2 separate regions of the Homo sapiens genome follow, and region 1 is linked to region 2. Evidence: read pairs that join two places in POLR2A ChIA-PET (ENCODE). Cell type or tissue: GM12878. All regions are shown on one strand. Links, peaks and the distances in the headings refer to the core of each region. The heading gives the core; the rest is flanking DNA.

Evidence for each region. Peaks named below come from ENCODE experiments on the same cell type or tissue, not always from the same donor. Only the 100,000 strongest peaks of a DNase experiment are listed, where the experiment ranks them.
Region 1: POLR2A ChIA-PET joins it to region 2 with 12 read pairs; 2 of 35 experiments call an interaction of 5 or more read pairs at or near these places.

The regions. Positions count from the first base shown.
Region 1 is chr19:57,431,892-57,434,803 of GRCh38, reverse strand. It overlaps a transcript of ZNF749 not described here. Among named protein-coding and RNA genes, the nearest start is that of ZNF749, 2.0 kb to the left of the region's middle. In GM12878, for the core only: no CTCF peak of the experiment used is centred there; no DNase peak of the experiment used is centred there; H3K4me3 peaks cover 119 bases.
Region 2 is chr19:57,663,283-57,666,194 of GRCh38, reverse strand. It overlaps a transcript of ZSCAN4 not described here and the pseudogene TPRG1LP1. Among named protein-coding and RNA genes, the nearest start is that of ZSCAN4, 4.2 kb to the left of the region's middle. In GM12878, for the core only: no CTCF peak of the experiment used is centred there; no DNase peak of the experiment used is centred there.

The sequences.
Region 1 (2,912 bases), core at 289-2,788, 230 kb after region 2:
TGTTGGGACAAGAAAGAAAAGACCCACACAGGATGTGATGGAGAGTTGAAGGAGGAATATCTTTCTGTCGACGAAAAGGGTGGAACTTTGTGAAATAGTTGAAGAGATTTATTCTGAGACAAATATGAGTGACTAATGGCCCATGACACGGCTCCAAGATATCCTAAGAACATATGCCCAGGGTGGCCCATCTACAGCTTGGTTTTAACAATTTAGGAAGACGTAAGACATCAATCAATACATGTAAAATGTACATTGGATTCCTCTGGAAAGGCGCAACTGGAAGGGAGGGGCGGGGCTTCCAGGTCAGGTGGGTTCAAAGATTTTCCGATTGGCAATTGGTTGAAAGAGTTTGTATCTAAAGACCTGGAATCAGTAGAAATGGTTGTCTGGGTTAAGGGGTTGTGGGCCGGGCGTGGTATCTCACGCCTGTAATCCCAGCACTTTGGGAGGCCGAGGTGGGCGGATCACCTGAGGTTGGGAGTTCGAGACCAGCCTGACCAACATGTAGAAACCCCATCTCTACTAAAAATACAAAATTAGACGGGCATGGTGGCACATGCCTGTAATGCCAGCTACTCGGGAGGCTGAGGCAGGAGAATCGCTTGAACCCGGGAGGCGGAGGTTACGGTGAGCCGAGATCTCGCCATTGTACTCCAGCCCGTGCAACAAGAGCGAAACTCCGTCTCAAAAACAAAAAAAGACAAGGGGTTGTGAAGACCAAGGTTATATCATGCAGATGAAGCCTCCAGGTAGTCTTATAAGGCCTTATGATAAGGCCTCAGCTCCTGAGCTAAAGCTATCTTCCCACCTCAGCCTCTAGAGCAGCTGGGACTGTAGGTACAGGACACCGTCCCTGGCTTTATTCAGCTTTTTACAATGCACTACAAAAAGTCGGCATTTAGAGCTATTTTTCTCTCACTGCAATTGAGTAGCAGTGAGAGAAAAATTGAGTAGCAATAGTATTGCCATCAGGTGGTGGCAATACTACCTGAAAACCATGCCCCCAACAAATGAAGATTTGGATAATGCCTTATGGTCTCTTCTGCAGGATTAGTGAAGGAAGAACAAAGAAAAGACCAAAAATTAAAACCCATTCTCTTTATATTCAGAAAAGGAAAGGGCTATTTTTTGGCCAAAGCGTTACAATTTAGTTTGCCAACCAGTTTAAAAAAAAAAAAAAAAGGAAAAATTAACTCTGCCCAACTGAAGGTCTGGCAAAAACAAACCTTTGAAAGGGTTGTGGGAAATTAATGAATATTAAACTAATTTTCAACATAACCAGTTAAAAATAAGAAATCCCACTAACGTGGATAGTTCCTTATTTAGGTGTGAGAAATTTGCTATACAAATGGACAACGGCTACACCAAATATAAAAATTGACTCTGACCCATAATCTACACCAACCCATTCAGAAATCTAATGTGGTATCTACAGTAACCACTCCCAAGTCAGAATACTATGTCTAGCAACAAGGCCAGGAAGCCAGACAACATCCCACATAACAACTCGCTTAAAATGGCTAAGACATGACTAAGAACTGACAGCTTTCTAATTGTTGCCCATATGTTCAACTTAGGACCAACTGGAGAAAGTCAGTGCATCACTAGCCAATCACATAGGATGTCAACCTTCTAAATAACCCCTTCACACACACACACACACACACACACACACACACACACACACACTCCTCAAGACTATAGCCTCCAGTCATGGCATACCTAATACTTTACCTTTTATCTACTATGAAGCTTTTTACACCTCTGCTTGCCTTTCAAGCTCTGCTGAGTGCAAGAGATTGTGGATGACTCCTTTACTACGGTGTGGTCTGATTTAATAGGCTATGTTTGTTCTCATTTGGGTCTTCATTTATTTCCAAGTTGTCTGTTTGCAGTCCATGAATGCTACCATTAAGCATACTTCTTACTAATGAAGGTGCAGTGAACAAAGGATTGATATAATTAGATGTGACCATTGTAGAAATTATGTTACAATGTATCATACTTACAGAGGTCCCAGTGAAATAACGTCTAACCTGTTCATCACCATGGGCCATAGTCATCAAACAGGTATAGTAACCACAGAGGTCCTTTATGCTTTGCTCTTCACACCTTGTCAAATCCATGATGACATGTTAAGTTAGCAACAAGTTTGAACACTACTGTCTTTGCACTGGGTTTCTTGGCTATTTAGACTCTGTTTAGTCCCCCCCACCTTTTTTTTTTTTTTTTTTTTTTTAAGACAGAGTCTCACTCTGTTGCCCAGGCTGCAGTGCAATGGCAGGATCTCAGCTCACTGCAACCTCCACCTCCCAGGTTCAAGCAATTCTCCTGCCTCAGCCTCCCGAGTAGCTGGGACTACAGGCTCGTGCCACCACACCTGGCTAATTTTGTATTTTTAGTAGAGACATTGGCCAGGCTGGTTTCGAACTCCTGACCTCAGGTGATCTGCCTGCCTCAGACGCCCAAAGTGCTAGGATTATAGGTGTGAGCCACCGCGCCCCGCCTCCTTTTTTTTTTTAATTGGCTCCCGTGACATTGCCATCCTTGATAGTATCACACCATTTCTTTTCATCTCTTTTTGCTATCTTATATGTAACAGTTTAGTGATGTACTTTCTTAAAGCATTGTCATGAAGAGGATAATAATAGGGTAAAACTCAAGCATAGGCTGGGCGCGGTGGCTCATGCCTGTAATCCCAGCCTTTTGGGAGGCCGAGGCAGGCAGATCACCTGAGGTCCGGAGTTCGAGATCAGCCTGACCAGCATGGAGAAACCCCATCTTTACTAAAAACTCCATCTTTACTAAAAAATACAAAATTGGCCAGGCATGCGCCTATAATCCCAGCTACTCGGGATGCTGAGGCAGGAGAATTGCTTGAATCCAGGAGGCAGAGGTTGCAGTGAGCC
Region 2 (2,912 bases), core at 182-2,681:
AAGCCCCGAGTCTGTACAGGACCTGTAGGAACCATGGCAGGCATCGGCTGCTTCATAAGGATCTGATATGGTTCCTTTTTAAAAAGCGCATTCTTCAAAAGGCAAACTACCCAATTTCCTTTTAAATATGAATACAATACAACTTATAATACATACACTTGTCAAAATTGTGTGCAAAGAACTGCCAAAGTGACTTTCTCAAATTAAAAAATTGTCCTAAGATGATTTTCTGTAAACCTACTTGGGCCTCGCAAAGATATTTTAAGTATCAGTATTATTATTGAGACGGAGTTTCACTCTTGTTGCCCAGGCTGGAGTGCAGTGGCACGATCTCGGTTTACCACAACCTCCACCTCCCGGGTTCAAGCAATTCTCCTGCCTCAGCCTCCGGAGTAGCTGGGATTACTGACGTGGGCTGCCCAGCTTATTTTGTATTTTTAGTAGAGATGGGGTTTCTCCATTTTGGTCAGGCTGGTCTCGAACTCCTGATCTGGTGATCCACCCGCCTCAGCCTCCCAAAGTGTTGGGATTACAGGAGTGAGCCACCGCGCCCGGCCTTGGATTAATTTTAGAAAAAGGGTGACTTTAGGTCAAACACACATTTACAAAAGAACAATGATTCACCCAGGAGCTGACAGGTGCAGACTGATGTCAGTGAACTTGTCTGCTGGCTGCTTTTGTATGAGCTTTAAAAAAAAAAGTATTAAAATTTAAAATACAAAATTTGACACCAAGTGTAAACATATTTGTGTCTGCAGACACTGGAGATACCAGGTGCCTCCCTGTATTTAGCAGCCTACACAAATGGTAAGGGGTGTGCTGCGGGATTTAGCCTGCTGGAGTGGCTGGGATGGGAAGAACCGCCAGAAGCCAAGTAGATACACTCCAGGAAAAGTATCAGAACTGAAGTTACAGAAAATGGAATCCTAGCAGCACAGTGGCAGCTAGATTCTTTTTGCTTTTGTCTGTAGCTTGCATTAGCAGAGTGCAATATGCAATTACTATCCACTTTACTATTCTAATCGTGCAGAGATCCCAAAAGGTAAAAGACCCCTATGCTTCCAGCCAGCAGCGGCTTTGCATGAGGACTGCCAGGCTCTCAGACCCCACATCCCTTGGCCTTCTTAGTGGGGAGAGCTCCCAGAATGCCGCTGGCTAAAAGCCTATTTTGCCCCTGGTCAGTCATGGAATAGCCCAGTTTAGCCTCATTGTTAATGAAGGACATCAATCCCAGGCCGGTCTCCATGAGGAGGGGGCGCTCCACGACCAGCACGCGTGCGCTTGTCCTGGAAAAGGACTTTCCTTTTTGGCGTTTTTGACCTTGGATTCACAGAGCCTTGAAGCTTTTCATCTGGCAGAGTTGCTGTGTTCTCATCCGCAGCAGCCATAGCGTGTTGTATGAAATTGGCACAGGGTACGTTTGTGGACCAGGGATTCCATCTGTTTAAGAAGGAAAGGCGACTTCGCTTGCCCCACTGAATTCGAATCCCAAAACCTTCTCGCTTGTTGAGCGATTTAGGGGGAAATTGGAATTCTCCGCAGGAGACGGCATGCCATCCGGGCCGCCTGCCAGCCCTGGAGTCAGATGAAGCCGTCTTTACCGCTGAGCGCTCCCTGCCCCGTGACTAGCTCCCGCCGCTGCTTCTCACTGTCCCAGGGGCCCCTCGGCCTGCAGCCGCAGCCCCGGGTCTCGCTGTCCTCCACGGCCGCACGACCGCGCCGACTCCTCCCCCGCCCCGGGTGCTGCGGGGCGGGAACACCAAGGATTCCCTGACCTGGGCGGCGCTGGGTCCCAGACGCTGAGCGGCCACAGCGCCTAGAGCCGCCCCGCGCCGCGCCCCAGCTCCTCGCCCGCCGCCAGCAGCGTCCTGGGGCTCTTGCTCGCCGAGTCCACCGAGCCCCGCAGCTGCGGCATCGCCGCGCCCGACCCCGACCCCCGACCCCTCACTTTCATCTGCCCAGGAATTTCTTTTCCCTCCCTCCCTTCCTCCCTTCCTCTCGTCCTCCCTTCCTCCCTTCCTCCCTTCCTTCCTTTCTCTTTTTCTTTTCTCTTCTTTTTCTTTTTTGACGGAGACTCTCTCTGTCGCCCAGGCTGTACTGCAATGGCACGATCTCTGCTTACTGCAACCTCCGCCTCCCGGGTTCAAGCCATTCTCCTGCCTCAGCCTCCTGAGTAGCTGGGACTACAGGTGCCTTCAGCTAGCCCGGCTAATTGTTTTTTGGTGTTTTTAGTAGAGACGGGGTTTCACCATGTTGGTCAGGCTGGTCTCGAACTCTTGACATCAGGTGATCCGCCTGCCTTGGCCTCCCACAGTGGTGGGATTACAGGCGTGAGCCACAGCGCCTGGGCTTCTCTAGTAATTTCAAAATCGTTTTATTACAATTCAATAAAATTTAAACAAATCAAAATTTAAAGCATGCAATGAAGAGGATTTGTTCAATAAAGATAAATTCAATTACCAATAGCTTTTTTTTTTTTTTTTTTTTGAGACAGGTTGTCACTCTTGTCACCCAGGCTGCAGTACAGTGGTGGGATCTGGGCTCACTGCAACCTTTGCCTCCCAGGCTCAAGAAATCCTCCCACCTCAGCCTCCCGAGTAGCTGAAAGTAGCTGGGATTACAGGCTCATGATACCACGCCCAGCTAATTTTTTTTTTTTTTTTTTTTTTTTTTTAGAGACATGGTTTTACCACGTTGTGCAGACTGGCCTCGAACTCCTAGGCTCAAGTGATCCTCCCGCCTCGGCCTCCCAAAGTGCTGGGATTACAGGCGTGAGCCACTCGCCCCCAGCCTATAGCATTTTCCTGACATAAAGGTCTACCATTATCTTAATGGTATAGAAAGGAAATGTGTGTGTATGTGTACATAAATGTAAATATTGGGACTTATTACCTAGTAATAAAATAGTATTA